Regions from separate parts of the Homo sapiens genome. Here all the other regions are linked to region 1. Evidence: chromatin loops called from intact Hi-C (ENCODE). Cell type or tissue: PC-9. All regions are shown on one strand. Links, peaks and the distances in the headings refer to the core of each region. The heading gives the core; the rest is flanking DNA.

Region 1 (10,685 bases), core at 906-8,905:
CCTGTTTGTCTTGTTCATTTGCACAGGGTCAAGCATACGGTAGGCAGACAGAAGATATTTGCTTAATAAAGGAAGTATTGTCCCTGCTTTTATACAGATGAGGAAATGGAAGTTGGGAGAAGTTAGGCCATTTCACAAGGTCAAACAGCTGGGAAGCAGCTCCAGGGGATTCACAGGATTCAGACATCGCTTTCTCCCATGCAGCTACACTACTTTTTTGAGGACTCTCCTTTCCTCCCTATTCTCTTCCCCCACCACCTTCTCACCTCCACCCTACCACCCCAGCCCCAGAAAGTAGGCACTCATCCAACCAGCCGGGAGAGCATTAAAATCACAACCACAAAGCAAAATCTCCTCTTCCTGTTTAAACTCCCTCCTGTGGTACTGATGCTTCTTAGCCGGACAGGGTCCCGCTCATTGCAAGAATGTGAATTCTGGAAGTTAAAGATCTTAACACCCCTCTCCCTCTGGCTCCCCACCTTGAAGGATTTAGATACCGAACTGGGCTCCCCTTAGGAAATGCATCCCCGGACTTGGACTGTGGAGGTAGTGGGCAAGATGTTTGGTGAAGCTTTCGCTGCCCTGTGACCCCACCCACCCCACAGCCAAATCCTACCCTTGGCCCAAGCTCCCCACACTGCCCAGTGAATTGGGGCTGTAAACTGGAGGAGGGAAGGCTGGAGAAGCCAAGGTCAGTGGCGGGAGAAGTGCAATGGGAGAAGACCAGGGAGAGGGTGAACACTGAAGAATTTGAGAGATGTGTGAGTGCCCCAGAATTGGGCTGTAGGGAAGTCGGCCTCCCTGAGCAGGCAGCCGTGTCGGGGCTGACCTGAAAGCAGAGGTCTGTCCCTTAGATGCTGGCTGGCTTTGGGGCTCAGAGTCTTCATCTGGTCCCTCCGCAGCATCACCTTCAGGAGAAGTTCAAGTGCAGCTGTCATTGCAGTCCCAGTTTCACTATCCATTCCCTGTGTCTCCTTGAACAGGGCTTTAACCTCTCTGAGGCCACTTCCTGCTTGATAAGGAGACCACATCGCCCACCCTGCTTCATATGCAGATTTCTTTTTTTTTTTTTTTTGAGACGGAGTCTCGCTCTGTTGCCCAGGCTGCAGTGCAATGGCGTGATCTCAGCTCAGTGCAACCTCCACCTCCTGGGTTCAAGTGATTCTCCTGCCTCAGCCTCCTGAGTAGCTGGGATTACAGGTGTGCACCACCACGCCCAGCTAATTTTTGTATTTTTAGTAGAAACGGGGTTTCACCATGTTGGTCAGGCTGGTTTTGAACTCCTGGCCTTGTGATCCACCAGCCTCAGCCTCCCAAAGTGCTGGGATTACAGGCGTGAGCCACCACACCCAACCATATGCAGATTTCAATAGTTTTTTTTTTTTTTTTTTTTTGAGATGGAGTTTCGCTCTTGTTGCCCAGGCTGGAGTGCAATGGCACGATCTTGGCTCACCACAACCTCTGCCTCCCAGGTTCAAGCGATTCCCCTGCCTCAGCTTCCCGAGTAGCTAGGATTACAGGCATGTACCACCATGCCCAGCTAATTTTGTATTTTTAGTAGAGACGGGGGTTTCTCCATGTTTGTCAGGCTGGTCTCGAACTCCCGACCTCAGGTGATCCGCCTGCCTCAGCCTCCCAAAATGCTGGGATTACAGGCATGAGCCACCACGCCCGACCAATAGTTTTATTTATTTATTTTGAGATGGAGTCTCGCTCTGTCACTGAGGCTGGAGTGCAGGGTGCGATCTTGGCTCACTGCAGCCTCTGCCTCCCAGGTTTAAGTAATTCTCCTGCCTCAGCCTCCCAAGTAGCTGGGATTACAGGCATGAGCCACCAAGCCTGGCTAATTTTTGTGTTTTTAGTAGAGATGGGGCTTCGCCATGTTGCCCAGGCGGGTCTTGAACTCCTGGGCTCAAGTGATCCACCACACCCAGCCCAGATTTCAGTAGCTTTAAATAAGAGAACGAATGGGAAAGTGCCCTGGAAGGTTTAAAGTATAAAGTATACTAAGGAGGTACTTTTGTTTTAGCCTAAATGGGAAAGAGACTTTCCCATTAACATTCTTTAAACATCTGTCAGAGGTGGCGTTTCCTATGCTCATTGAACAGGTATGGAAACAGGCTCACAGAGCAACTTGCCTCCAGCTACAGACCCCTGAAGTCTAGGTTTTAATCATTGTCTATGCTGAACGTATGCAGCTGGGACTAGATCCATTCAGACAAAATCCTGGCGAAAGGTGAAGGGCGGTGGGTGAGGGGTGTGGAGTACAAGACGCAGATGGGAAAGGGCATGGGCCACTACGGCCATGGAAAGGGCTTTTTAGTTCCAAGTTACAATAAGCATACACTAAGACAGAGTCTTGCTCTGTAGCCCAGACTGGAGTGCAGTGGCACCATCTCAGGTCACTACAACCTCCGCCTCCCAGGTTCAAGCAGTTCTCCTGCCTCAGCCTCCCTAGTAGCTGGGATTACAGGTGCCCACCACCACACCCAGCTAAGTTTTTTTGTATTTTTTAGTAGAGATGGGGTTTTACCATGTTGGCCAAGCTTGTCTTGAACTCCTGACCTCAAGTGATCCGCCTGCCTTGGCCTCCGAAAGTGCTAGGATTACAGGCATGAGCCACCGTGCCTGGCCGAGGCCAACATCTTTAAAAGCCTCCCTGGCAGCGTGTGCACATGGCCTGGTGAGAACAGGAAGCACTGGGCAATGGGGCTGGGAGAGGACGAATTTGGGGTACACTTCAAAGGTAGAACTGGCAGGGCCTATTGAGTGTGGGTGAGGATGACTAAGAGGACTAGTGGTTGACAATGCTCTGCAAAGGGGTAAAGCAAAAGTCCAGAGCTGTTTCTTGCTGGGGACATGTAAATAATTTAAGAAGATCCTGAACCAAGGGGATAAATGTGAAAAACTCTTGAAAACGGGCCTCATGTATGCCCTCGGAATAGCGATGTATAGCACCTCTAGCCTGATTGGCTAGAGCCACTCCATTTCTTTCTTGAATTAGGTATTTATTTATTTATTTATTTACTTACTTATTTATTGAGATGGAGTCTCACTTTGTCGCCCAGGCTGGAGTGCAGTGGCGCCATCTTGGTTCACTGCAACCTCCATCTCCCGGGTTCAAGTGATTTTCCTGCCTCAGCCTCCCGAGTAGCTGGAACTACAGGCACATGCCACCACGCCCGGCTAATTTTTGTATTTTTAGTGGAGATGGGGTTTCACCATGTTGGCCAGGCTGGTCTCCAACTCCTGACCTCAGGTGATCTGTCTGCCTTGGTCTCCCAAAGTGCTGGGATTACAGGCGTGAGCCACCATGCCCGGCCTAGGCTCCTCTTTTGTCCCTTCACTGTTAATTATTCCCAGCCTTTTGGGTGAGACAGAATCTTTACTCTTGAGATTCTAGTGCAAAAGGGGCTTCAGAAATACCTTAACATGGCTTCACTTAGGCTTTGATGCCAGCCTCGGGCCTATGAGCCTCCAATTCTCCCCTGTGACCATCAGGAGAGAAAACTGAGTCCCTTTCGAGGTCGTACAAAGTTTCCCAATGAGCTTAAACATCACCTCCTCCATGAGGCCTACCCTGACTACTTTAAAATAGGAATTCTGCTTCTCTATGATTCTCTGTCTTGGTACCTAGGGCATTTTTCATTCACAGCAGTTACTACAATTTATAATCAACAACTACTCATTTAATTACTCATTTGCTATCTTTTCCCGACCAGGCCAGGCACTCCCCAAGGGCAGGGAATTCTCTGTCTCTCTTGCTCACTTCTGTGTCTGCAGCACTTATGCACATGGTGGGCACCTAGAAGGTGCTTTATATCTATCTGCCCACTACATTCAAGGCACTTGACCAGGGCTTTGGAAGCACTAACCCATCCTTCCCTCTCCCTTGTGGGTTCTCTTGGGCCCCAGAGCTGTGTTCCCCTCATCTGCCTTGGGCATTTTATTCCCAAGGGGATTTATCAGCCCCAGTAGATGCCACCTGCATGGTGTCACTGAGGTCAAAAAAGTTAATAACAGAGAAAGAAGCCAGGCTTTTCTTGTTAAAATGAAAATGCTCAAAGGATCATTGCAAATGTAACTTATTCAGTCAAAAACCATGGTGCCAGGCGCTGTGCTCAGAACTGGGACGTGGTGGTGAGCAAGACCAACATGATTCCTGATCCCTCTTGAAGTTCACCATCCAGTAGGTTCCTCAGAGTCTTTTCTAAGAACCATTTTTCTCCCAGTGTAGACCTCCATGGCCAGGGAATCCAGCTCTTTCCCTTCCCTAGCCTTGCACGTGGCAGCTTTCAAGCTCCCTAAGGAAGGAATCCATGCAGTAAACCCCACCCTTTCCACCTCCAGGCCAAGGGGACACTAGAGTGAAGTTTTCATATCTTAGTCCTGTGGCTCATTAACCACATGACCCCTCAAGTCTCATTTCTTCACCTGCAAAATGGAGATCAAGAGACCCTACCCCTTAGGGATGCTATGAGGATCCAGTTAGATGCTGCCGCTGATAATGACGGCTAACATTTTTTGAGTTCTTTTCTATACCAGACACTGTGCAAGCATTTTGTCTGCATTATCACATTTAATCTTCCTAACAACCTCACAGGGGGGCTGTCATCACCACTGTTTAGAGATGGGGACATATAGGTTATATCATTGCCCAGTGTCACACGGACATTAAGTGGTGGAGCTGGGACACAGACCCAGCCATTCCACACTATGTCGACCCTCCAACCCACTGTCTTACACAGCCCCCCTGGTGAATGCAGGCAGAGTGCTTTTCTTCGTGCCTGGTATACAGCAAGTGCTCCACGAATGGCGCCTCTTACTCAACAGCTGGAGGCTCCCCATGCAAGACTTCCCAAGCTTCAACAGTTCCTAAGGATTGGCCCGTGACCACTCAGCAGTCAGATCCTCCCCAACCCATTCCTGTTCCAAGTCCCAAATCTGCATCCTTACAAAAGCTCAGATTGAAACAGACAGTAGCTGGAAGGCTGGCCTTTCCCATAATTTCCCCAGCAGTCCAATCACTGTGGCCACCCAGCGCTCGGCGCTGGCTGAAAACCCAGATCTCAGCCTCCCCGGAAGCCGAGTGAACAAGTTGGCTCAACAGACTAATTTTTTCTCCCTGTTCCCTTCATTCTACCCTCTGGTCCTGGCCTGAATCAAAACAGCAGGGGCCTGGGAGGTAGCTCCGGGTACCACTGGGACAAGCACAACTCGGTTCCAAAGAAAATGATAGTATGAGGTCACTCATTATAATATTTAGCTCCCAGAAGAAACCGCTGTGAGCCCCATCCAAACCACAGACAGCTTTGGCAGCCCCAGTATCCTCTTACGGTTACATAAGCTTTGCAGGGAAATAAATACCAACTCATCTCGAAGGAATTTTAAGGACTAATAAACCTTAACCAGTCTGTGCAGAGAGGGCTTCCTTCTGAAGGAGGGGCTGCGGTTTTAGAGAGGAAGGATTGAGAGGGCTCTGGGGCAGGGCTGGGAGGGACACCTTGTGGGCCTGGCTGCAGGACATTCCTCAGATAGACTCAATCCTGCAGCCTCATTTGTGGGGCAAAAATCTCCAAGGTCAGCAGGTCAGCCATGTCCCAGGCCACCTCCTTCTTGTATACCATCAGGATCCACTCTCTAGTTTCCTCTTATAGGTAGTGAGTTACCTATCACTGGAGGTATTCAAGCATATTCAAACATAAACTGCATGGCTTTAAGAGACTGTCTAGTTCCAATATTTTATTTTATTTTATTTTTGAGATGGAGTCTCACTCTCTCACCCAGGCTGGAGTGCAGTGGCATGATCTTGGCTCACTGCAACCTCTGCCTTCAAGGTTTAAGTGATTCTCGTGCCTCAGCCTCCTGAGCAGCTGGGATTACAGGCATGCTACAACACCTGGCTAATTTTTGTATTCTTAGTAGAGATGGGGTTTCACCATATTGGCCAAGCTGGTCTTGAACTCCCAGCCTCAAGCGATCTGCCCGCCTCAGCCTCCCAAAGTGCTGGGATTACAGGTGTGAGCCACTGCACCCGACCCCAAGATAGTATTTTATATTATGTTTTTCAGGTATAGGAACTACCCTTGGCATCAGCAAAAGGCAGGATGGTACAGTAGTCTCTCTGTCTTATCCACGGTCTCCCTTTCTGCAGTTTCAGTTACCCATGATCCAGTAAAATATTTAGAAAGAGGCTGGGCGCGGTGGCTCACATCTGTAATCCCAGCACTTTGGGAGGCTGAGGTGGGCAGATCACCTGAGGTCAAGACCAGCCTGGCCAACATGGTGAAACCCCATCTCTACTAAAAATACAAAAATTAGCCAGGCGTGGTGGCGGGTGCCTGTAATCCCAAGCTACCCAGGAGGCTGAGGCACGTGAATCGCTTGAACCTTTAAGGCAGATGTTGCAGTGAACCGAGATCATGCCATTTACACTCCAGCCTTGGTGACAAGAGCAAAACTCTGTCTCAAAAAAAAAAAAAGAAAGAAAGAAAGAAAGAAAAATTAGAAATAAACCACATTCACCTGCCTGGCCAATATGGCGAAACTCTGTCCCTACTAAAAATACAAAAATTAGCCGGGTGTGGTGGCCCATGCCTGTAATCCTAGCTACTTGGGAGGCTGAGGCAGGAGAATCGCTTGAGCTGGGGAAGCAGAGGTTGCAGTGAGCCGAGATTGTGCCATTGCACTCCAGTCTGGGTGACAGAGTGAGGAAAAAAAAAAAAGAGACCACATTCACATAAATTTAATTGTAGTATATTGTTATAATTGTTCTATTTTATTATTATTGTTGTTAAGCTCATATTGTGCCTAATTTGTAAATTATACTTTATCACAAGTATGTATGTATAGTAAAAAAAAAACATATTACACACATATAGGGTTTAGTACTATCCATGGTTTCAGGTATCCACTGGGGGACTTGGAACGTATTCCCTGTGGATAAAGGGAGATGACTGTATAGATAAAAGAACTTGCGTTGGGAACCTGAAAACCTATTGTGTTGTTTTAGCTGGGTGACCTCGGGCAAGCTGCTTCACCTTTATGAGCCTTGGTAAGAAAGAAATAACAATTACTCTCTTCTGTCCTCCCCACCTGATTGCTGGAAGGGGCAGAGAAATTGTAGATGTGTAAACATGTCTTGCAAATCACAAAATCCTATGCTAGTAATGGTGAGATGCCCCAGGTACCCAGGGGACTAAGTAGGGATGGGGGCTTTCTGCCTGTGGTAATAGGAAAAGCACTAGAAGCCCAGCCCGATCACCACTCCATGGTCAGGTTCTTCCATTGCCCTTTGTTTTCTGGGGGAAGCAAACCAAGTGTGTTAGGGTGAAGGCTATAGATTCTGAGGCCAGACTCCCTGCATCTGAATCCTCGATCAGCCATTCACTAGCTGTGTATCCTCGGGCAACTCACTTGACCGCTCTGTGCCTCGGTTTCCTCATTTTATATTTGTATAATAATGGTACCAGTCAGAAGTGGTGGCTCACACCTGTAATCCCAATACTTAGGGAGGCCAGGAGTTCAAGACCAGCATTGGGAAAACAGTGAGACCCTGTCTCTAATAATAATAATAATAATAATAATAATAATAATAATAACAGGGCTGGGTGCGGTGGCTCATGCCTGTAATCCCAGCACTTTGGGAGGCTGAGGCGGGCGGATCACGAGGTCAGGAGTTCGAGACCAGGTTGACCAACATGGTGAAACCCCATCTCTACTAAAAATACAAAAGTTAGCTGGGCGTGGTGGCGCATGCACCTGTAATCCTAACTACTCGGGAAGCTGAGGCAGGAGAATCGCTTGAACCTGGGAGGCGGAGGTTGCAGTGAGCCGAGATCAAACCATTGCACTCCAGCCTGGGCAACAGAGCAAGACTCTGTCTTAAAAAAAAATAATAAAATAAATAAATAAAATAATACAATTAAAAAAATAATAATAGCCTATCTTAGAGAGTTGTTAGGAGGATTCAACAATATATATCAAGGGCTTAGAACAGTGTCTGGCACAAAGCATGTTATGAATGTCTTCCCCAGCTAATTGAGTTAATTTTCTGTTAGCCCTGTCACTGATCAGTCCTGAGGAACAGAAGACAAGCTGGGTAAATTTTGTAAGGAATAACAAAAACAATGACTACCATTTAATGAGGTCTTGCTCTGTTGCCCAGGCTGAAATGCAGTGGTGCAATCACAGCTCACTGCACCCTCCAACTCCTAGACTCAAGTGATCCTCCCACCTCAGGCTCCTGAGTAGCTGAGACTATAGGCGAGCACCATCATGTCCAGCTAATTTTATTATCTGTAGAGAAGGAATCTCGCTATGTTGCCCAGGCTGATCTTGATCTCCTGGGCTCAAAAACAATCCTCCTGCCTTGGCCTCCCAAAGTGCTAGGATTACAGACATTAGCCATCGCCCCCAGGGGACTTTTATTTTTAATTAATTAATTATTCTCTTGAGACAGAGTTTTGCTCTTGTTGCCCAGGCTGGAGTGCAGTGGTGCAATCTTGGTTCACTGCAACCTCTACCTCTGGGTTTTAAGTGATTCTCCTGCCTCAGCCTGCTGATAGCTGGGATTACAGGCGCCCACCCCCACGCCCGGCTAATTTTTTGTATTTTTAGTAGAGGGCGTTTCACCACGTTGGGCAGGCTGATCTCGAACTCCTGACCTCAGGTGATCCACCCGCCTTGCCTCCCAAAGTGCTGGGATTACAGGCATGAGCCACCTCGTCCAGCCAATTTTATTTTTTTAGAAATGGGGTCTTGCTCTGTCAACCAGGCTGGAGTGCAGTGGTACAATCATAGCTCACTGCAGCCTCAAACTCCTGGGATCAAATGATCCTCCTCCTGCCTCAGCCTCCCAAGTAGCTGGGACTACAGATGTACACCGCCACACCCAGCTGATTTTTAATTTTTTTTTTGAAATGGGGTCTCGCTGTGTTGCCCAAGCTGGTCTGGTCTCAAACTCCTAGACTCAGGTGATCCTCCTTCCTTGTCCTCCCAAAGTGCTGGAATTACAGGCGTGAGCTACCACACCCAGCCTACTCATGTACCTTATCCTATCTAATCTCCATAATAGTTCTTTGAGGGGGTAGAGAAGAGGGGACTAAGCCGCACTGAGGTTATATCACTTGTCCAAGATCACAGAGCAGGCAAGTAATGGTGTCAGGTTTGAACCCAAGCATTCTGGAATGAAAGCCAATTCTCTTAACCTTATTTGAAGTTTGGGGTATCACCCAGGCTTCTGGGAGGGGCAGCAGGGCAGGACCTTGGTGATCCTAGTCCCCGCAATGGGGGGTGAAAAGAAAATGTCTGGATGATGTGTCATGAACACAATGGGTGACCCTCAAGCCACACCCCAGTGCCTGGCCACTCACAGGGATCCTGGTACCTCTAGTTTCCAAGGAGGAGAAAGTCCTGCCTTCAAGGCCAGATAAGACAGCGCAGTGTCAGGGAACAAGTATCAAATCTGAGGGAAGTGTCAAGTGCAAGAAGAGACAGAATCTCATCTTAGCTGGAGTGGTCTTCTTCCCGGCCCCCAGGCTGTGGACAGAGGTTAGGGGACACACTTCCAGAATGTGTCACTCCCAGAGGAGTGAGCCTGTGTGGGCAGAGCAAACTCTTAGAGGTGAAGCAGCCTGCTCAAGTCAGCCCAAGCCCAGGGAGAGGCTATATCTGGGTGGCCTGCATAACCAAGGCCACCTCAGGGTTAAATCAGCCAATGACCACGGGGCTGGAACAGGACCCCCTAGTCCCAGAGCTGACCGAACACACCCCCAGAGCACCAGGGCCAAGATGCTTGGGCACCACTGCTGTCTCCCCACCAGCAGCAGAGACCCCGCCAGGCCCTCCAGCAGAGAGATCTGATTGCCCCTGGAGGCTAAAAGCAAACACACTGTGATGCCTTAAAGTTCTCACTGGTTGACAATGCCCATGGAAGAAAGAGAACCTGCTTGATCCTCACTCTCCAGACTTCGGTGCTTCCCAGAACACACCGCAGGCCGAGAAGGCCCTAGAAAGGTGAGGCCTCACCCCTCTGCGCCAGGCACTGCGCTAATCACGGCCAAGCTTCTGGAGATGTGGGTGTCGAAGGACATGGCTAGAAGATGGGTGCGGCCAGGAGAACTGGTAGGGGATAGAAACCTTGGAAGCCTTCTGAAAATCCCGAATAGATGCAGCTATGAAATCCCACCTGGTCTACTACTCATTCACCAGTAGGCCAGCAGGTGGTTTGGGCCTCCTGCCCTGGCCTAGGAAAGTGCTCTAGGCAGCCATCCAGGAGGCTCACAGGCCAGCTTCATTGGAACCCGTCAGCACCCCCAGCCCTCAACAGCAAGGCACTCGTCCCACAGACCCTCCCCCTACCACAGCAGGCAGGCAGCTGGCAGCTTATTTTATGAACATCCAAAATCCAAGAGGAACCGCAAAACCACACTGGGTTGTAGACAACCAGTCCTGAATGAGGCTGAGGCCGGGGATGCCACTTGCCCCCTCCTTCTAGGCTGGGCTTCGGCTGGGCTCAATCAGGGTCACCGCTGCCCTGTGTGGAGCAGTGGTGGGAACCCGCTTTCTGTCCACCAGCCTCTCCTGACCCCCACAACTCCTCAATCAGCTCTGCGGGCTGGGAATACCTGCTTTCTCCCCAGGTGGACTTGAGAATGGGGGATAGGGAGAGGCAGTGTGGGGCA
Region 2 (10,685 bases), core at 1,440-9,439, 49 kb after region 1:
GGCATGAGCCACCTCGCCTGGCCTCTGACCTTTTCTCTTGAAGAGCCTTATTTGACAAGTGTTCTGCCCTATACCTGGAAGAAAGGACTATTACACAGAGAGGCCAAGAGAAATCTGAACAAACAGGCTAGTTTGTTACCTTTAGATCATACCCTTTTGACCTCCAATCATATTTCTGCACAACTGTCCATAAAAATACAGTTTTCAGTCAGGTGCGGTGGCTCACACCTGTAATCCCAGCATTTTGGGAGGTCAAGGCAGGTGTATCACTTGAAATCAGGAGTTTGAGACCAGCCTGGTCTCAAAGTGAAGCCCCATCTCTATGAAAAATACAAAACTTAGCTGCGTGTGGTGGTGCATGCTGTAGCCCTGGCTACTTGGAAGGCTGAGGCAGGAGAATGGCTTCAACCCCGGAGGTGGAGGTTGCAGTGAGCCAAGATCATGCCAGACTGGGCGACAGAGAGAATCCATCTCAAAAATAAAATAAAACATAATGAAATAAAATAAAAATACAGTTTTCCCTGGGTCGGGTCTTCATTTCTTTCTTTTTTTTTTTTTTATGAGATGGAGTTTCACTCTTGTTGCCCAGGCTAGAATGGTGCAATCTTGGCTCACTGCAACCTCCACCTCCCGGTTCAAGCGATTCTCCTGCCTCAGCCTCCTGAGTAGCTGGGACTACAGGCACCCGCCACCACGCCCGGCTAATTTTGTATTTTTAGTAGATACGGGGTTTTCCATGTTGGTCAGGCTGGTCTCAAACTCCCGACCTCAGGTGATCTGCTTGCCTCAGCCTCCCAAAGTGCTAGGATTACAGGTGTGAGCCACTGCACCCGGCAGGGTCTTCATATTTGAATGCTCCTGCATCACGCAAAACTTTGGTTAAACACATTCGTTGTTTTTCTATTGTTAATCTGTCTTTTGTTATAAGGGTGTTGGCCATAAACCTTGAGATAGGTGAGGAATATATATCCCTTTTCTTTCCTTATCCCTTTTCTTCCCTACAATATTCATTCAAGACATTCAAACTGAGAAAGTCAGTTCAAAATAATAAACTTTCGAAGTTGTGTCTTACCCCAAGAGACAAATACTTAATGTACCCCATTAGTTCTATTTTTTATTGTATGAATTCATACAAAACTATTCTGACAATGATCAAGGATGTTTCCAGGACCTGCTCTCACACGTTCCCTCACCCCCACCAGCTTTTGGCAAAGATAGTTGACTAAATACCACTAAATAGTGGCTTTTTTTTTTTAACAATGACCTTATTTTATCTTTTAACTTTAACTGAGTCTTATATACAGACCTGCCCAACTGGAAAGCTTTTACACATGCTTCAGAATGCGGCAGTATTGCACAATGGTTTGGGGCAGGTTCTGTGGTTAAACATGGGATGGAACCCCAGCTCTACCTGGCTCAGCTGTACGGCCCTGAGCAAGTGACTCAACATTCCTACACATGGGGACCCCCGCTGGAAAATGGAGATGGTAACAGGTACCAGCCTCACACCTAGGAGGCGCTCACTTCATGCTCACTGCTAAGTTTCTTCTGTTTGTCCTGACTTTATAGCTTTCCCTAATTGCAATTCCCTGCTACAAACATCACAGATGGAGAACACATGGAGGGAACAAATGTTAGGTAGCCTGCTGAACCCTAGGGCCAAGTTCACCAGTAATCCTACTAGATTTTAGCATCATAATTCCTCTATCTGGCATGGCTCCACCATCAGGGCCCAGATGACCAAAGACACCCAGGAAGGGAATGAAGACTTCCTGTTGTTTAAAACTGTCCTTCTGTCTGTACTTCACTGCCCTCAGCAAACTGCCACTCCACAGCCATATGATCCTGATTCACTTCCTCTGCTTCCACAGCCAACATCTTCTCAGCACCAGAGAGAAACCTAATTCGCCCTTACTCCTGGGTTGCTTTCCATGTTGTCCTCAAGGTGCCTCGGGCATGGGCCACCAGTAAGGATTCACCCAGTGAGGATTCAGCTGTCACCTAGAAACTCGAAGTCTTCTCCCCATTGAAAGCTGTTGAGCTCACCTAGGCAGGCTCAAACCAGCTGACATCTGCCCTTTCAGCTAAAAACCTGCTTGCCGCAATAATCAAGATATTTCCACAACATAACTTGATGGGGAGGGGAGGGGACATTAATCACAGATTATTAAATGATGGTACGGTCAGGTGATGGAATATGACTCAGCCACTTAAAACAATCTGACTAGAGACTATGAAAAAAGATGTTCAAGACAAGAGGAGTGAAACAAAAAGCAGAGTCAAAAGAGTTTGCACAGGTGCTCTGGACTGAATTGCATCCCCCCAAATTCATGTGTTGAAGCCCAGGCCCCCTCAACATGACTGTAATTGGAGGCAGGGCCTGTGAGAAGGTGATAAAGGTTAAACGAGCTGGGATCCTAATCCCATAGGGTTAGTGCCCTTATAAGGAGAGGAAGACACATCAGAGCTCTCTCTCTGCCATGTGAGAAGGCCGCCATCTGCAAGCCAGGAAGAGAGGCCTCACCAGGAGCCAAATCAGCTGGCACCTTGATCTTGGACTTCTCAGCCTCCAGAACTGTGAGAAAATAACTTTCTGTTGCTTAAGGCACCTAGTCTGTGGTATTTTGTTATGGCAGCCCAAATTGACTAATGAGACAGTGAAATGCAATTTAAAAGTTAAAAAAAAAAATTTCCCCTGCATGTGTGTTTATCTATTTTCTACCTGTATACATATGCAGGCACTGAAAACAGACTAGAAGTAGATACACCAAAATGTTCACAGGGGTAATCAGTGCATGGTGGAGTTAGGGATAATTATTTTATTCATTTTGCCTGTCAGTATTTTCAATAATGGCCATGCATTACTTTTAGAGATGGGGGGAATTAACTCTAGAAGAACATTAAAGCTTGCCTCTCCCCTCACGTCTTCTTTGGCTTGAGTCACATCTCACAGAGAGAAAGACCAAGGCACGCTGCACCAATGAGCTCCCCGAAGTCATGCTTCCCCTCCCATGTCGTGCTGGCATCCTTTCTCCGAGGAAGAGAATGAGTTTCCAGACAGCAGAGCGGGCCCTTCTCAGGGCCAGGATGGTCCTGGCAGCAGTCGTTCTCTAACACATCACGACATGTGTTTCCAGTAACTCTGTTTGTGGCCGCTTTCTTCTCTTATCACTCCTCCTGTGACCTTTGCTGGTTGCAGACTTACCGACTGGAGCCAGGTGGATTTGTTTGATTTTTGTTGATGGTTATTAGGAAGAGGAAGTGCCAGAAGGGATTACCTCAAGTTTAAACCTATTTCCAGCAGAGTCCCAGGGCCTTTAATTACACATGTTGGGTCTGTTTGGTAAAGAAGTGGTCAAAGATGTGCTTTTTATCTCCCTAGGAATCTCCTGCGACTGGCAGCATTCCATTTGTGCCTGATGTTCCTGTAAACTCCAGCCACAACCCCTGTGGGGAGGAGGGGCTGCTGTGGAGAATGAGATATGAAGTTGAAAGCTGGTGAGAGACTTTTTTTTTTTTTTTTTTTTTTTTGAGACGGAGTTTCTCTCTTGTTACCCAGGCTGGAGTGCAATGGCGCAATCTTGGCTCACTGCAACCTCTGCCTCCCAGCTTCAAGCAATTCTCCTGCCTCAGCCTCCTGAGTTGCTGGGATTACAGGCATGTGCCATCACACCTGGCTAATTTTGTATTTTTAGTAGAGATGGGGTTTCTCCATGTTGGTCAGGCTGGTATTGAACTCCCAACCTCAGGTGATCCACCTGCCTTGGCCTCTCAAAGTGCTGGGATTACAGGCGTGAGCCACCATGCCCGGCCACGTATCTGGGAGTTAAAACCACCATATCTGGGAGTTCTTGGCCAGGCCGTGTCATATTGTCATTCCTGACAATAGAGGAAGATTAGAACTGCACCTGACAATAGAGGAAGATTAGAACTGCATCAGAATTTTGTTTTCTGGACCACACTATTGCAGTCCCCAGAAGAGTGTCACGGGTCAGCCACTGCTGAACACAAGGATGAGGACAGTCGGAATGCTAAATGCCCAGCCCAGCCCACCCAGCCCAGTCCAAAAGCAGCCTTTTTTTTCCTTTTTCTTTTCTTTTTTTTTTCTTAGTGAAATAGTAACAGACTATAGGGAGGCAATAGCTGTCTCTGGGACTATCAAGACACCAGCTCAGCTGCGCAGCAGACAAATGTCACTTTTCTGATACAGGTGGCCCTAATCAGAGAGATCCTACTACAGCTGGTGCTCAAAAATAACCTTTCCCCCTCTCTGATTTACCCAGGCAAGTGAAAGAAGACAGACTCCAGGATTACATTCTCCAGAGCATGAGTATGTTGCTCTTCTTTATCTAACTTGCTGGTTAGAGGGATTGTCAAATTATAAAGTTGGTTAAGGTCCAAGATTAAAAAGTTTAATATGTAAAATGCAATTTTATTGGGGAGGATAATGAGGATGCTTCGTTACTGAGGGTCTTGGCATATTTTGGAGTAACCGAGAGTCAATAAATTAGGAACTATTCCTCAGATGCTTTTATTAAAGACATAGCAATATAGGTCAAATGCACGTACAATTTCAGATAATAAGATTCCAAATTTTCCTTCAGCTTATGCCCCAGAGGGTATGGAATTTAGAGAGGAACATTTAGTTAAAACGGAAACATGAACAAGTGGGCTTTTCGTTAGAGGCCTTTTTCATCCTAGGCTGAGGGACCTTACTGCACAATTCTGCCCCTGGAAGGTTACTTCATCCACAACCCTCAATATCCCAGCAATATCCTTTCAGCAAGAGCACACAGAACACAGATTCTTGCCCCAGTCGCTGGAATCCTTCAACCCCCTCAAGGAGGGCTAAGCAACATTCTTTTTCTTGGCATCATTGCCTCATTAGAGCAACTAAAACAGGTCCTGAAAGATACAGGGCATGGCCTCCACCATAAGAGTGCCTTCCCTGGAGTCAAACCCAGCCTCCTCTCTGATGCTCTTAGCACCACTCTCCATGACCCTAGCCTGTCCCTGTGCCAGAAGGGCTGTCTGGGGTGGGTGGCATGAGGGGGTATTTTAGTTTACCCACAATTCTGCTGCAATATAGACATGTAGTCTTTAAATCACATATTAGGGTTTTTTAAAGCATGGCACCAATACACTGATGGCACTCTACATGATATTAAGTAGTATTAAAACATAGCTTTTTTTTTTTTTTTTTTTGAGATGAAGTCTCCCTCTGTTGCCCAGGCTGGAGTACAGCGGTGCAAATCTCGGCTCACTGCAACCTCCGCCTTCCAGGTTCAAGCGATTCTTCTCCTCTGCCACCCGAGTAGCTGAGGCTACAGGCACGCACCACCACACCTGGCTAATGCATTTTTCATTTTAATGGTTATGTAGTTATTTTAGTGTGGATTCAAGAAAAAAATTAGCACATCAATGGTTTTTCCATGGCTATTATTTAGGAATGAGGGTAAGAAATAACACATTTAATTAAAAATTTTAAATGGTAGGTAACTTAATAGCATAGGTGATATATAAATAGGGCAAAATTCATGAAGGCTACACTTTGGGGAAAAGATGGCTACAGTTTAGGAAAAAGAGCCACCCATCCCACTCTGTGGCAGTTGGACAAATTAACCAATGTATATGAAACACTTGATAAGTATATTAAAATGCCAAAGACAGCCTTCCACAGTGCTAACAGACATGGAATCAGAAAGTTGAAGTTCCGATCATAGCTCTATCATTTACTTAGCTCTGTGATCATGGGCAAATTATAACTCTTTTAGAAATAAAAATTCCTATCTCATAAGATTTTCTGAGAATTAAATGTGATAACATTTATAAAGCATTTAGCACAGCACCTGGCATATAGCAAGTGCTTAGAAAGTAGGAGTGATTATAATTGCAAAGGCCTCATTTCTAAAGTAGGCTACCCATGTATCTGCCCTGAAGATTACCCTCAAAGAAGATGCAGCCCGAATAGTACAAGAACATTTAGTCCTTTGATTCATAGGTCAGCTGCCAGAGAAATATGCACGCAGACGCATTTGCAAACCCCAAAATTGCATACAATTTTAAGACATTAACAGGCCCCCAATTGACACCTCCTTTAACCATAACCCGCACTGACTATACACCTGGTAAACTAAGATGGAAAACCAGGGTAACAAGAGGTATCTCCAACTACTTCCACCATAGGGAGGCCTGGACTCATCCCACCTTCCGGGTGCATTCCTAAGACTGACTGGTTCTCTTTGGGTGCCTCTTAGTACACAGGCTATCACAGCTTTATTCTCTATGTGGGCAGAATGCAAATAAGGTCTTGAGGGCCCCCCCGACACCCTCATCCCCAGTAACTGGCTTGTTCTCCCTGCCCTGGCTCAGCGTAGTACAGCCCAACCTTGCAATTTAACTCAGTGCTGATGGAGTTGGGTAAACTGAAGTGCCTAGCAAATGTACGTGGAAAACCATGGTCCCTGATAAGCTGCTGATACGGTGTGCTTGTGCTTCCGCCAGTTCTATTTAAACACTGATAGGCCCTTGGGCAAACAAGAAGCCTTTTGTGCTCTGAGCATCCACAACTGCCATCCTGAGCCCAATCTGGACATGAGCAAGCCTCACAGTGGGTGGAAGTGAGGGTGGGGAAGAGACAAACTTTTCCTGCATTTTATCAGATACATGCACACAGGCAAGACCAAGCTGATCTTCAAACCTGGGGGCCCCAATCTTTCCCCACACTCCCTACCCTACCTCACAGTGATCTCTTAACAATGGAGATTTAGAAAAATTTTTCTTTTTCTTTTTTTTTTTTTTTTGAGTCGGAGTCTGGCTCTGTCGCCCAGGCTGGAGTGCAGTGGCACAATCTCGGCTCACTGCAAGCTCTGCCTGCCGGGTTCAGGCCATTCTTCTGCTTCAGCATCCTGAGTAGCTGGGACTACAGGCTCCCGCCACTACGCCCGGCTAATTTTTTTTGTATTTTTAGTAGAGACGGGGTTTCACCGTGTTAGCCAGGATGGTCTTGATCTCCTGACCTCGTGATCCACCCACCTCTGCCTCCCAAAGTGCTGGGATTACAGGCGTGAGCCACCGCGCCCGGCCTAGAAAAAATTTTCTAGAAAATGCACTGTAGTGTTTGTAAAGTTCTACTTTTTTTTTTTTTTTTTTGAGATGGAGTCTCACTTTGGAGTGCAGCAGTGTGATCTCTACTCACTGCGAACTCTACCTCCTGGGTTCAAGTTTCTCCTGCCTGAGCTTCCCAAGTAGCTGGGACTACAAACGTGTGCCACCATGCCCAACTAATTTTTGTATTTTTAGTAGAGATGGGGTTTCACCATGTTGGCCGGGCTGGTTTCGAACTCCTGACCTCAGGTGATCTGCCCACCTCGGCCTCCCAAAGTGCTGGGATTACAGATGTGAGCCATCAGGCCCAGGCTGTAAAGTTGTACTTTTGAATTTAATTTTTTTTTCTTGAATATTAATGTGGATTAGAGACTTGCTCATGAAAATTTGATTCTGGCCAGGCAGTTTGGTCATCACCTGGGAAGTTTTTACAAATGCAGAATCACAAGCCCCAGCCTAGACCTCCTAAACTATTACCTGCATTTTATTAAGCTTCCCAGGTAGTTTGTAGGCATATTAAAGTGTGAGAAGGACTAGATTCGAGCATTTATGTATAAGGCTACTAGAAAGGTATATTGATAACAGTAAATGATTATAGCTTCCTTTCAGATTTGCAACAGATTTTGATCTAAATATTGAGTATAAAAAATAAAAGTTAAATTTAAAGGATGAGACTGATAACAATCATAACTTCTCAAATCTAAATGAATATTTCCTGCAGATAAGTCAATATATATGACCTCAACTGGGCAGCTTTACTCACTCTTCTCTAACATAAAGACACGCTCTTCCCATGAAGGTTCACATCTGTATACATTACAATTGCTGGCATTTTAAGAGGCTAATGAAACACTCTATTTTGCGCTATTGACAGAAGGCAGATTTCTAAAAATCAGAGTTAAGATGTTCCATAATAAACACGGGTTAACTTTGTAAAATAAAAAGGGGTGGGGGCAGGGATGATGGTAGGGGGAGAAGTATTGGTTAGTGGTCAAGAATGCCTTGATTTGGATTCTTGCTCCGTCCACCGGGTGACCTGACCTCTCTGGGAGCCAGCTCCTTTAGTGTAAAATAGGGATAATAGCGCTGTTGCTGTTCAATTCTGGAGGGTTAAAAGATTCTGCGTGAAAAGGACTGTAGCAGCACTTGAACACAATAAATGTTGAATAAATGTAAGCTATTAATATGAAATTAGAATTGAAATCCTGTCTCGAGATACCATTTTGCTTAATTGAGAGAACTTGTCATGTCTCTGTCCAGCACTTGATCTGACTCTTAGCTAGAAAGGTTCATACTATCAGCTGTGCCTATCTCACTGGCTTAGAGAAAGGATAAAAAAAAACCCTGCAGTACAAGCTGGGGGTGGCGGTGGGGGCACTGAAGCCACGCTCCAGGTGAGGTGGGGAGGCACACTGATGGAGGGGTATGAGCCCACTTCATGGGGAACATGCACAAAGAAGAAAACATCTCAGGCTGCTGTGGGAGGGCAGATGTCCTGTGCCTGCAGTCCAGAATCCCCCTCATTCCCACCTTCAATAAAGGGAATCCTGTGGGAAGAGAAAGGAATGTGTTAAAGTGTAGATCAAGAAGGGACAGGAGAATAAAAAGAAATGGAAGCAGGTGCACACACAGGAAAGATGATGAGTGTTCTATTGTTGTTAAAGAGTTCATGCTCTAACAACACAAACCAAATTAATCCCAGCCTCCCCACTTAAGGACGGTAAGGGGCAAGTCAGTTAACATGAGTCTCCATTTTTTTAAAAATATACAACAAGGATCACAGTATTCCCTACCTCAAAGGGTTGGGGAGATGATTAAATCTACCTGTGAAGAAGAAAGCAGAGTACTTCGCACATGATAAATGCTCAATAAATGGTATTCATTACTATCCATCTATGATACGCATCTGCAACACAAAAATACACATGTTTACTGTAGGTTTAATCCCAGGGTCAAGGAATTTGATGTGAACTTCCAATCAACAGAGAAACCAGGTCTCTTCTGGATGCCCTATGGATGAAAGAAGACCAAGGGTATAGGACGCCTTTGTCATAATTGTTGCAACAGTCTAATTATTCCTCTTGGCAATGAAGCAATGGAAAAAAGAGGTATTAGAAGTTGGCTTTAAAAACACCATCATCGGCTGGGCGCGGTGGCTCAAGCCTGTAATCCTAGCACTTTGGGACGCCGAGGCGGGCGGATCACGAGGTCAGGAGATTGAGACCACGGTGAAACCCCGTCTCTACTAAAAATACAAAAAATTAGCCGAGTGTGGTAGCGGGCGCCTGTAGTCCCAGCTACTCAGGAGGCTGAGGCAGGAGAATGGCGTGAACTCGGGAGGCGGAGCTTGCAGTGAGCCGAGATTGCGCCACTGCACTCCAGCCTGGACGACAGAGCGAAACTCCTTCTCAAAAAAAAAAAAAAAAAAAATCATCGAGGCCAGTTGTGGTGGCTCACACCTGTAATCCCAGCACTTGGGGAGGCCGAGGAGGGCGGATCGCTTGAGGTCAGGAGTTCGAGACCAACCTGGCCAAAATGGTGAAGCTCCGTCTCTACTAAACATATAAAAATTAGCCGAGTGTGGTGACGGGCGCCTATAATCCCAGCTACACGGGAGACTGAGGCAGAAGAATCACTTGAACCAGGGAAGTGGAGGTTGCAGTGAGCCGAGAAGGCACCATTGCATTCCAGCCTGGGCAACAAGAGTGAAACTCAGTCTCAAAAAACAAAAACAAAAACATCATGGGGCATTTGTCAGAACGAGCTGAAAAGCAGAAAAAGACAAGATAATCTACACTGCAGCAAAGACTATTTAAAAAATTTAACATCTGATATAAACAGAATGGCTTAAGAGACCTCATCTCACTGGGCTGTGCCAGTATGCTAGTACTACCTATGTAAAAATAATAAATTCACAAAAACAAGTCTGAAAAAGAACAAACAGTTGATTTTTGGAGATAGTAGGCTTAGAAAGTGACTTTTTAGATGTGCTCATAAGTTTTGCAAAATCAGGGCATTTTGAAACCCCTGTAAGATTGACGGAGGAAAAAAAATGTATAACGGTCTAACAGTTTTAGGCAAAGTAAGAGATGAGTGTTTACTTAGGGCAGTGGTTTTCAAGCCATTTTTTTTTCAGCTGCAGAACCCTTTTTGTAAAACAAAATCTGAGATCCCAAATACTCTGAGTAAATTTATTTATATATTGTTTTAGTATTTGTTCATGTCTGTAAATGAGATCACAAATAACCACACAATTGAACACATATTTGAAAATACATCTTATTACATGATTAAGGCTGTTTTTAAAAGATAAAATTCCAATTAAAAGTTTATAGAATCCTAGTGTTTTGTGGAAGGTAATTCAGAAGCATCAGAAGGATTATGAAATTTGGGACTAGCCAGGTGCTTCTCCATGGAGGCCCGAGAGTTGTCATAGATTCATGCAGATGCCATTGGAGGTGATCTATATAGTGAGAGAGAACAAAGAGCAGAGGACACCCCAATGCTTTCTGTTTAATGGCCAAGCCAAACTAGTACTGAAGGGGCATGAAGAGGTGAGCCTGTGAACACTGTGACAA
Region 3 (10,685 bases), core at 1,441-9,440, 64 kb before region 1:
CTCTTCCAGGGAGCCTTGCTTGATTGCTCACAAAACATCTCCTAATTTTTTTTTCTTTTTTTTGAGACAGAGTCTTGCCCTGTTGCCCAGGCTGCAGTGCAGTGGTGCAATCTTGGCTCACTGCAACCTCCACCTCCCAGGCTCAAGCAATTCTCATGCCTCAGCCTCCTGAATAGCTGGGATCACAGGCACCTGATACCATGCCTGGCTAATTTTTTTTTTTTTTAGTAGAGACGGAGTTTCACTATGTTGGCCAAGCTGGTCTGGAACTCCTATCCTCAAATGATTCACCGGCCTCAGCCTCCCAAAGTGCTGCAATTACAGATGTGAGCCATTGTGCCCGGCCAAATATCTCCTAATTTTTAATGTCTGCCTGGTTTTCTTTCTTTGATTTATTCAACCAATATTTCTGAGTGCCTACTAAGTGTCAGACACCTCACAGTTCTATTTTGCCATACAGTCTTTTGCTCATATTTCTTTCCTCCTCCATTTGATCACTGCAAGGTGCAGGATTTGTATCTTATCCTTAGATCTCCTCATAGAACTTTTTAAACTTAATTAAGTTACTATTATTTTTAATTTAAATAAATTATGTATTCATTTATTTTTAATAAACAGCTTGCTCTGTTGCCCAAGCTGGTCTCAAACTCCTGGGCTCAAGCTATCCTCCTGCCTGGGCCTCCCAATGTGCTGGGATTACAGGCATGAGCCACTGCGCCTGGTCTCCTCATACAACCTTGAACATTACCTCGCACATAGTACATGCCAAGTATGTTTTTGTCACATAAGTGAGGGGATTATTTCCAATTTATGTTCTAACCAAATGAGTTAATACAAATAAATAACATGGGTGCAAACACTGATTTCCTGTTTTGCCCTCACAGCAAGCCATTGAGATCAGCACATTTTTGCAGATGAGGACACAGGCTAGAGCATTCGGTGACTTGATCAGGTCACACAACTACTAAGAGGTGGAGCCCGGACTCTAGCCCAGGCTGGCCTACCTCTGGGAACCCTCAGAATGTGGGAGAAGCACCATGTTACCTCCTGTCCAGGCTCCAGGCTACATTTCTGAGAAGGCCTTGAGGGTAACACAATGGGAAATGGCTCCTCTGGTCTCACAGGTAACATTCTGGGACCTCCTCCTGCGGCTAGGCAGTGGCAGGGTAGATTTTTTAAGGGATTGCTTTAATGACAATGGCATTTTATGCCAGTGGTTCGGTCTGGGAACAAGCAAAGAGCACCTACAGCTGCACCACAAAGGAAGATGTCATAGGTGGGCGGCCAATACCTGGGGAAGGGGGCAGTGTTCCCACCAAAGAGGTAGAGGGGTGGTGGGGAAGCAGAGCAGCGGCACAGAGCAAGGGGGAGTGACAGCTTGGAATGAATAGGGCTCTCTGAGCCTTGTGAAGGCCAGGCCAAGGACTCCATCATTTAGGTGATAATACCACCAAATAATCCAGCCCAGAACCCAGTTCTGGCCTGGGTAGAGAAAAGGTAGGGGTGGACAGGGCTGCTAGTCAGGGCAGCCAGGTCCCTGTGAGTTTGGAAGTCTGGTCAGGAGCAGCACCACAGAGGGTCGCAGGGGTGAATGGCACAGAGGAATACAGCGAGACTGCAGGACTTGGCGGCTAGACCCATGGAACACAGCTAAATCTCGCGCCCCAATAATAAAATGAAAAATTATTAGAAAAGAAAAGCCGGCAAGTGCAATAATCTACCAGGAGCAAGCAGAAAGCCTCCATGTGCAGGTACAACATATGCTTGCTGGCGAACGCAGGCATCTGCTACAAGCATGATCGTTTGACTCTCTGTGCCAGGCATCGTGTGAGACAGTTTGCCTTTTTCATCCCATGTCATCCAACAGCCCCGGCAAACAAGGTGCTCTCACCATTTATAGATGAGGAAACAGGCTGTGGCCCAAGTCTCATGGCTGGGAAGTGGTGGAGCAGGTGTTCAAACACAGCTCCATCTCACCTCAAAACACAGGCCTTGGATCCCCAAGTTCTACAAGGCACTTCCTGCCAGATGCACGCTCAGCACTTAACATGCACGATCTTGTCTAATCCTTGCAGCCACCCAATACCTAGTGTTACAAATCAGGGCCAGGACCAAGGTGAGATGAGTGTGTTGGGATTACAGGTGTGAGCCACTGTGCCCGGCCTACGTGCCTTTATCTTAAGACAGGATCATTATTACTGATTTTTTCTTTTGCTTCAGGCTCCGGGCTGGCTTGGTATGAGTTTCCTTTATTTAAATGTTTGATGCTTTGTTCATCGCAGATTTTTTTGCATTGATTTTGACTCTCTAAAAATATTGCATTTAAGTATTATTCATCTTGATGACTGAGGTTTTAGGGAGTATCCCTTAAATTTTATACTCACAGCACCTGTCTTGCTCACCTTCCCTGGTCCTAGCCCTGAATTTGCCCGCTTTTCAGATGAGGAAACTGATATGTGGGCAAGGGGGAGGTTGCGTTATTTGCCTTGATTACAGGGCTGGTAAGTGCTAGAGCAGAAATGAGAACTCAGACAGTCCAGAGCCCATTGTCTTAAAATAAAACTAAACCTTAATTCCATGTTGAGTTTTCAGGGATCTGTGTCTTGTGGTCAGGGCATTTCTATCTCGGTTTGTCCTGTGGTTTCCGGGCATCACATTCACCCTCTTTGCTCCCATCTGGTGCTTCCTCACCCCCAGGACCCTGAGCCCTATCTGACTTTCCAAACTATCCTCCACCCACCCGCCTCCCTGGAACTCTTCCTTTCTGGTGCCACTACGCCTGGCTAATTTTTTTGTTTGTTTTTTTTTTGTTTTTTTGAGATGGAGTCTGGCTCTGTTGCCCAGGCTGGAGTGCAGTGGCACGATCTCAGCTCACTGCAACCTCCGCCTCCCGGGTTCAAGTGATTCTCCTGCCTCAGCCTCCTGAGTAGCTGGGATTACAGGTGCATGCCACCATGCCTGGCTGAATTTTTGTATTTTTAGTAGAGATGGGGTTTCACCATGTTAGCTAGGATGGTCTTGATTTCTTGACCTCGTGATCCGCTCGCCTTGGCCTCCCAAAGTGCTGGGATTACAAGCATGAGCCACCGCGCCCAGTCAACTTTTTTGTATTTTTAGTAGAGATGGGGTTTCGCTTTCTTGGCCCGGCTTGTCTCAAACTCCTGGCTTGTCTCAAACTCCTGGCTTCAAGTGATCTGCCCAGCCTCTCAAAGTGCTGGGTTTACAGGCATGAGCCACCATGCCGGCCAACTTTTGATTCTCACAAACCAGATGTGGTTTCTCCATCCTCTGTAGGAAAGGCCTTCTGTGTGCACATTCTCTGTGAAAGGTTCTCTACCCTCTCCTGCATAGGCCGTTTCTGGACTCGTCTTACTCGTCTTCCCAGACAAGTCAACTCCCTGGGGCCAGAACTGCAGGAGGAAGCAAGTTTAATCTTACTCATGTTTAAATGGCCTCAGTACCTGGCCTAATGCTTTATTCATCATAAACACTTAGAAAAGGGTTTAAAAAGAAATTCAGCGTTAGTGATGATCAGCACGCAGGCTCTGCATCCAGACTGACTTTGTTCAAATCCCAGTACTGCCACTTATTAGCTATCTGACTTTAGGCAAATTACTCAACCTGTCTGTTTCCTCAACTACAAAATGGATATAATACTCAACAACTTAATGCAAGTTTCTGGTACACCGGACTCACAGAACACACTCACCAAATGTTAGCTATAATTATTATTAGGAAAATTAATGTGCTAGCCATTTACAGGATGGATTAGAGAGGCAGAGTACAGGTCAGAGATTAGCCAGGAAGGCCCTGAGCTAGAGTGGGGTAAAGAGGACAGAAAAAGTCAGGAAGGATACAAAGAAGACAGGGAGGTCAGGGTGAGCTGAAGGCATTGTTTGCGGGGATGGGTGGGTGTGGGGGTGTGTGTGTGTGTGTGCAGGCTCAGATCGCTGGCTCCTGGGACCTGTTGACACCATTTCTGCATCAGAGAAACCATGGGCCAACTTGTCCTGACCAAATGCTGATGGAGCCTAAGACCCACAACATGGTGCAGCCAAAGGGAAGCTGCGAACAGATAGATTCCAAACTGCAAAAGGAAAAGCAAAGAGCGAATCCTTAGGGCGACAAGTCAGCAAACCTTCCTGTCCCTCAGACAAAATTGTTGGTGGGAATTTGCTGCACGTCCTCTTCTGGCCCCAGAGGTGCTGAGTTTTTTATGGAGGGAGGTGGGAGTAGGGGTCCTTGGCAAACCAGCTGGAGAGCAGCGCACCCCCCTCGCATGCAGGGGCATTTGGTCAAGTGGCTGGAAGGAAGGGCCATGGGAAGGCCATAAAGGGCAGCCTGACCCAGGGCCTCTGGTCATGCCGTGCCAGAAGGGCCAGGATCAGGGTTGAGCAGAGGACTTTCCCTGGCAGGACGCCAGGCAAGAGGGTTACTTTTCTCATTTTCTTCCCATCTCTCCCTGCTCCGTTGGCCCCTCTGGCACACTGAGCTTCAAGCTCCTTCCTCTCCACAAACCGAGGGGTTTTAATGTTGGATGAAAATAAATCTGCCTACCGTCGAAGACTCTGGAAATAAAAAGAATTCTCTCCTCAGAGTGACAGGTTGACTCGAGGGGGGCCAAAAAGCCACCTCCATTTGGTGCCTGAAATTCCTGCCGCCTGGGGTCTGACCCTGGAGGTGTCATTATCACCTAGTAGCATCGTTAATGTCTGGGGAGGGGCCCTCTGGAGGCCTGGCTGGGAAGGCTGAGGCCCCAGGGAGGCACAAGGAAAGGGCTCCAGACCAAATCTCCCTGGGGACTCGCTAAGAAAGGAAGGAGGCCTTAGACGAAAGGGGACTCAGAGGAGTTGAGAGACAAATACAGCCTATTTCACAGATTCCTGAGCACATCCTGTCTCCCGGAGAACCAGGATGTGGCGCTTCCTCAGGTCTCTTTGTACCAGTATTGGCTTCTGGGCCAAGAATGTCCCAGCTAAATCCTGAAAAATCACACGGCTCACCATAAACCACCCTCCTCCCTTTCTCAGTACCCTGGCCCCAGACTTCTGGGGAAAACAAAACACAACCCAGAGAGTTTCACTGCAGTCCCCAGGGGCTGGGAATGGAAGCAGCAGTGGGAGCTGAGCTCTTCAAAGCCAGTCATGACATCAGAACCGCTGACATCTCTACTCCCACCAAACTGGTTCAGTGCTTCTGAGAGGGCCTCAGGCTGGCCCTGCTTGGAGGAAAGCTCCAATTAGAGGGTGCGTTCCAGATAGCCCGTGGGAAGGCCGGCTGGGCAGGCTCACAGTGGTCAGTGCTGCCATCAATCACTCAGCAGGCGGTGTGTTTGGCAACGCTGGCCTTTGCTTTGTGGCTGACTAGTGACTAGCCGTGTGACCCTAGGCAAGTGACTTCATCTCTCTGGGTCTCAATTTCCTCTGCTATGAAATGGAGCTGATAATGGATGCTACTGCCTAAGATCTCTGAGAATTAAATGCTTGCCAACTTTAGGATAGAGACCCAAATACCCAACCCACCTGGGAAGCCCTGCAGGCCCTGGCCCTGCCTGCCTGCCCGTCACTGCGGGCTGCTCTCCCTCCTGCTTGCCCCTCCAGCTGCTTGGGCCTATCTCAGGTCCTCAGCACTCAGCCATTCCACTCGGCCCCCAGAATATGAGCTTCCTGGGAAATCTCTTCCCCTCAGTAACTCCTGCCTAGACCCCTGCCCCTCTTTGAATCAGGCCCCTGCTCTAACCTCTTGGAATACCCTCTTTTCCCCTCCACAGCTCTTGGGCATGGTCCATCTTTGGACATTGGTTTAGGTAATTTTGTGTTCAGGGTTAGCTCCTCTGGCTACACTGTGAGCTCCTGGAAGACAGAGGCTCTTGTCTTATTCACTGTGTAGCCTCAGTGCCCAGTATATAGCTGGTGCTCAATAAATCTTGGCTCAATGAAAAAAAATAAAATGAGATGGTGCAGGCAAAATACCAGGCACAGCTCAGTACCATTCACAGCCACAGCCGCTTTGGCTGCTGGTGTGAGGCTGCTGATCCAAGACCCTCCAGGGGAGAAGATGATAGAGACAGGCTGCTCCCTGCAAGCTGAAAAAGATGAGCCAGGAAGACAAGGTTGACATCAACAGGGAATAGTCAGGGGCAATATTGAATTAAATATTCCACTGCAGGGTGTAATTGCTTCAGAAGCTCAGAGAAAAAGGAGCTAATGAGTGCAGAGAAAAAGTATATCAGAAAAAATAGAACTAAAGCCAAAAGAAAAGTGGCATTGGACTAGCAAAGGAGAGTGGGGTAGAATTCAGGTAGGAGGAAAATCATCCTTCAACTAGCTACCATTTACCGTTAGTACTAGCAGTACTTATCATCAGAGTCGTCATTGAGCCAATATTCAATTCCGCATTTACAATGGGGCCAGGTATTTTACCAAGCCTTTTTTAGAACTATTTTGTTTGACCTTTGAAACATCCCTAAGAAAGTTCTTTCATTATCACTATTTTAGAGGTAAGGAAGTGAAGGCTCAGAAAGTGTTCTGTAATTTTCCCAAGAGCATATCACTAGTAAGCAGGAAATCTGAGATTCACACATAGACCACTTCCAGACTGAGGGGCCAGGTGAAAGCTGGGACAGCCAGGCAGCAGCACTTACAATGAATGGGACAGCAAGCCTGGAACCATATGGCAGTGAAGCTGGAATGAGGATGATGCAATGAATGCTGGCTTAGGGGTGGCATGGCTGGTCCATTCTAGTACAGAATGGGTGGGAAGGGGCAGGGACAAGGAGCAGTATTTCAGAGTTGACAGTCTGAGCCCATGGGCTGGGGTGGCCATGCGGGCCATGAAGTGAAAGAGATGGATGGATGCAGGGGATATTTTATTTCTTTCTTTTTCCCTTTTTTTTTTTTTTTATTTGAGACACAGTGTCACTCTGTTGCCCAGGCTGGAGTGCAGTGGCATGATCTAGGCTCACTGCAACCTCCTCCTCCAGGGTTCAAGCAATTCTCCTGCCTCAGCCTCCCAGTAGCTGGAATTACAGGTACATGCTGCCACGCCCAGCCAATTTTTGTATTTTTAGTAGAGACGGGGTTTCACCATGTTGGCCAGGCTGGTCTTTCAAGATCTGCCTGACCTCAAGTGATCCACCCGTATCAGCCTCCCAAAGTGCTGGGATTGCAGGCATGAGCCACTATGCCCGGCCTGCAGGGGATATTTTAAGGAAGAAATAGAGCCAGAGACCTGACTGGCTGTATGTGGGAGCAGGAGGGAGGATTTAAAGGCTATCATTTAAAGAGAACTCTGGAGTTTTAAGTCAAAGCATAATGTGAGTTCATCCCCCATCCTCTCAACAGTACTTGAGGAATTTCTTTTGACAGTCTTCCTCAGAACTTAGGAACCACCTGTTTTTCCCCACTCCCTAGTATTTTAAAGGTATCCTCCCCTGAGTCCAGTGGTGTACTGGTGCTGGCTCATAAGAGCCAACTGCACACATCTTGTCCCAACTCCATTGTTCAGCAACATCATGTTGGTTGTTTGAAATCAGCCATGGAGGGGTGGAAATCCGCAAATGCCGCGGATCAGTGCTTTTATTTTCCTGTAGAGCTGGTTGTTAAACATTTACCAGCACATGTCTGCCTGGATCCAACTTAAATTTCTCCCACTGCACATCAGGAATTTTTCCCTTCCTGCTGTGAATGAAGAACAAAGAGGGAGGATGAATAGATTCAAGAAAGGTTGCAATGGAGTCCCCTGTCAGGAAGCTCACCTCTTGAGCTAAAGTTAGTTACAATAACTACCATTCCCTAAAGACCAGCTTTGTGCCAGAATCTGAACTAGAACTCCACTTGTGTCATCTAATTCAATCATCTCATCAGTGATAGGGATGTATGAGGAGTAGGTCCTATGGTCAAACCCCTCTTACAGATGAAACTGAGGCTCAGAGAGGTTAAATCACTTGCCCAAGGTCACTCAGGCAGCAAATGACAGAGTTGGGGTTCAATCCAGGAAGGTCTGTCCCCAGATCCCTTGCACTTGACATGTAGGCAGTTTCTTTTCAGGAGACCTTTACAGCCTTCTACCCGGATCAGTCTTGACTAGTCCTCTTCTTAGCAGTACTGACCACCCACCTTGCCTAGTCAGTTGGGATCCTCACTAGGATCAGAAAACAACTCTGACTGGTTTAGCAGAAAAAGGATTTGTTTAGGGGTTACAAGGTAGCCCACAGAATTGCTAGAAAAGTAAAGAATTAAACTTGGAAAACAAGCAAGAATCAAGGGAAATGGACCCCAGTCCCCACCTGGTGAGGATACCAGTGTCATCACAACACCACTGGATGCTGGCACCAGCTTTGCTTCTGTTGACAGCTGCTCATGGCTGCCACTACCCAGGATGAATTCTCTTTTCCTGCTTCTCTGCATCACCAGTCCTAGGCCCTGAGTCCCAGTGGCAGCATCAATCACTTGGCCTCATCATAACCTCCAGAAGGGAAGGATGGGCTTCTATAGTGAGAAGTAGGTCCTTCCATCAGGATTCTTACAGTGGAGAGATCCCCAAGCATCTATGGGGGTTCAGTTGCCAGGGAGCTTCCAAGAGCTCTGTTGCTTGCACACACTGGTTTTCCCTAAACCCTTGGCCACTTACACATAGTCAGCTTGTTTGTGTTTCTTTGACCTGCTTGCAGACATTCAGAATATCACCCACGTACAGGTATGTGGCTCATGCCTGTAATCCCAGCACTTTGGGTGGCCCAGGTGGGAGGATCACTTGAGCCCAGGGGTTTGAAACCAGCCTGGGCAACATAGTGAGACCCCATCGCTACAAAAAAATTAAAAATTAGCTAGGTGTGGTGGCGCACAACTGCGATCCCAGCTATTCGGGAGGCTGAGGTGGGAGGATTTCTTGAGCTGAGACGTTTGAGGCTGCAGTGAGTTTTGATCAAGCCACTGCACTCCAGACTGGGCAACAGAGTGAGACCCTATGTCAAAAAAAAGAAATGTCACTCAGGACTTTTCTTATTCTGTTCTATATATATATATATATATATATATATATTATATATGTTATATATAATTTATATAATATATAATTTATATATAATTTATATATTCTATATATAAATTATATATAATATATATTATATATAATTTATATAATATATTATATATATTTATATAGAACAGAATAATATATATTATATATAATATATATTATATATAATTATATATAATATATAATATATATTATATATAATATATATATTATTTAATATAATATATAATATATATAATATATAATCTATTATATATTATATATATAATATATATCTATATCTATATATATATTATTTTATTTTATTTTTTTTCTTTGGAGACAGAGTTTTGCTCTTGTTGCCCAGCCTGGAGTGCAATGGCGCCATCTCGGCTCATCGCAACCTCCACCTCCTGGGTTCAAGCGATTCTCCTACCTCAGCCTCCCGAGTAGCTGGGATTACAGGCATGTGCCACCATGCCCGGCTAATTTTTGTATTTTTAGTAGATACAGGGTTTCTCCATATTGGTCAGGCTGGTCTCAAACTCCCAACCTCAGGTGATCTGCCTGCCTCGGCCTCCCAGAGTGTTGGGATTACAGGCGTGAGCCACCGCGGCCAGCTATATTTCTTTCTTCACCATGTTAGGATATATTCAGTTACAAATGTGTAAGACTCATAAACCACTGAGCAACATGTCTGCCCCAGCCAAGGACTTTATTTCTGCCCCAGCCAAGGACTGATCCTGATGCCACAGCCAGGTGCAGTTCCTCCCTGAGGTTTACATGGGGCAGTGCCAGCTGTTGGTAGCCAGTTAGGTTATCTGAGGTATCGTCTGCCTTCCCAGGAATCTCTGTGGGCTGAGTGCCCTCAGCTGTACTTCCAATCTAAAGGTGATGGAGTGAGTCATTAAGGTAGGTGTGGGACTGGGGCTACCGATACTAGCTTTGTTCAACAATGCTCCTCTGTTGAAAATTCTTTTTCATTTAGCGTGACTCACTCTATTTATTTATATTTATTTATTTTAATAGGGACCATTGCAATGGGGTCTTGCAGTGAGGGAGAAAGAGTGGACTCAATTCCCTCACTCTTTTTTTTCTTTCTTTTTTTTGTTTTTTTTGAGATGGAGTCTCTCTCTGTCACCCAGGCTGGAGTGCAGTGGCGAGATCTCAGCTCACTGCAACCTCCAACTCCCGGGTTCAGGTGATTCTCCTGCCTCAGCCTCCTGAGTAGCTGGGATTAAAGGCCTCCACCACCATGCCCGGCTAATTTTTGTATTATTAGTAGAGACAGCGTTTCACCATATTGGCCAGGCTGGTCTCGAACACCTGACTTCCAGTGATCTGCTAACCTCGGCCTCCCAAAGTGCTGGGATTACAGGCATGAGTGACTGTGCCCAGCCTCACTGTCTTTTTAGAAAGAGTGCCTGGTCTCCTTTGGGTCTCTGGGCCTTCGTGGCACAGGTTCCATAGCAAAATATTATAATAATGACAATAAACAGAGGGGAGAGAGAAAGGAAGACAAAACTTATAAAGATGAATGGCTCAAATGTATTAAAAATATAATCTGGCCAGGCGCGGTGGCTCATGCCTGTAATCTCAGCACTTTGGGAAGCCGAGGCGGGCAGATCACGAGGTCAGGAGATTGAGACCATCCTGGCTAACACAGT

Evidence for each region. Hi-C counts contacts between places; a loop is a spot of excess contacts. Peaks named below come from ENCODE experiments on the same cell type or tissue, not always from the same donor. Only the 100,000 strongest peaks of a DNase experiment are listed, where the experiment ranks them.
Region 2: it touches region 1 in a loop (2.8-fold over the local background); 9 of 110 quality-filtered maps call a loop at or near these places.
Region 3: a loop joins it to region 1, with 2.8 times the contacts of the local background. A loop is called at or near these places in 3 of 110 quality-filtered maps.

What each region holds. Positions count from the first base shown.
Region 1 is chr5:142,210,783-142,221,467 of GRCh38, reverse strand. No RefSeq gene overlaps it. Among named protein-coding and RNA genes, the nearest start is that of SPRY4-IT1, 100 kb to the left of the region's middle. RefSeq lists a silencer at 4,891-5,060. In PC-9, for the core only: no CTCF peak of the experiment used is centred there; a DNase peak (open chromatin) is centred at 5,407; H3K4me3 peaks cover 453 bases; H3K27ac peaks cover 1,048 bases.
Region 2 is chr5:142,162,210-142,172,894 of GRCh38, reverse strand. LOC107986455 (a long non-coding RNA gene) reads left to right here. Exons shown (of 3, transcript XR_001742907.3): 2 at 3,383-3,498. It overlaps LOC124901096 (a long non-coding RNA gene), which reads right to left and starts at 9,321. Exons shown (of 2, transcript XR_007058978.1): 1 at 8,932-9,321; 2 at 4,508-8,654. In PC-9, for the core only: a CTCF peak has its summit at 5,233; a DNase peak (open chromatin) is centred at 3,304.
Region 3 is chr5:142,274,874-142,285,558 of GRCh38, reverse strand. No RefSeq gene overlaps it. Among named protein-coding and RNA genes, the nearest start is that of SPRY4-IT1, 38 kb to the left of the region's middle. RefSeq lists enhancers at 4,953-5,519, 5,520-6,086. In PC-9, for the core only: no CTCF peak of the experiment used is centred there; DNase peaks (open chromatin) are centred at 5,258 and 7,168; H3K27ac peaks cover 655 bases.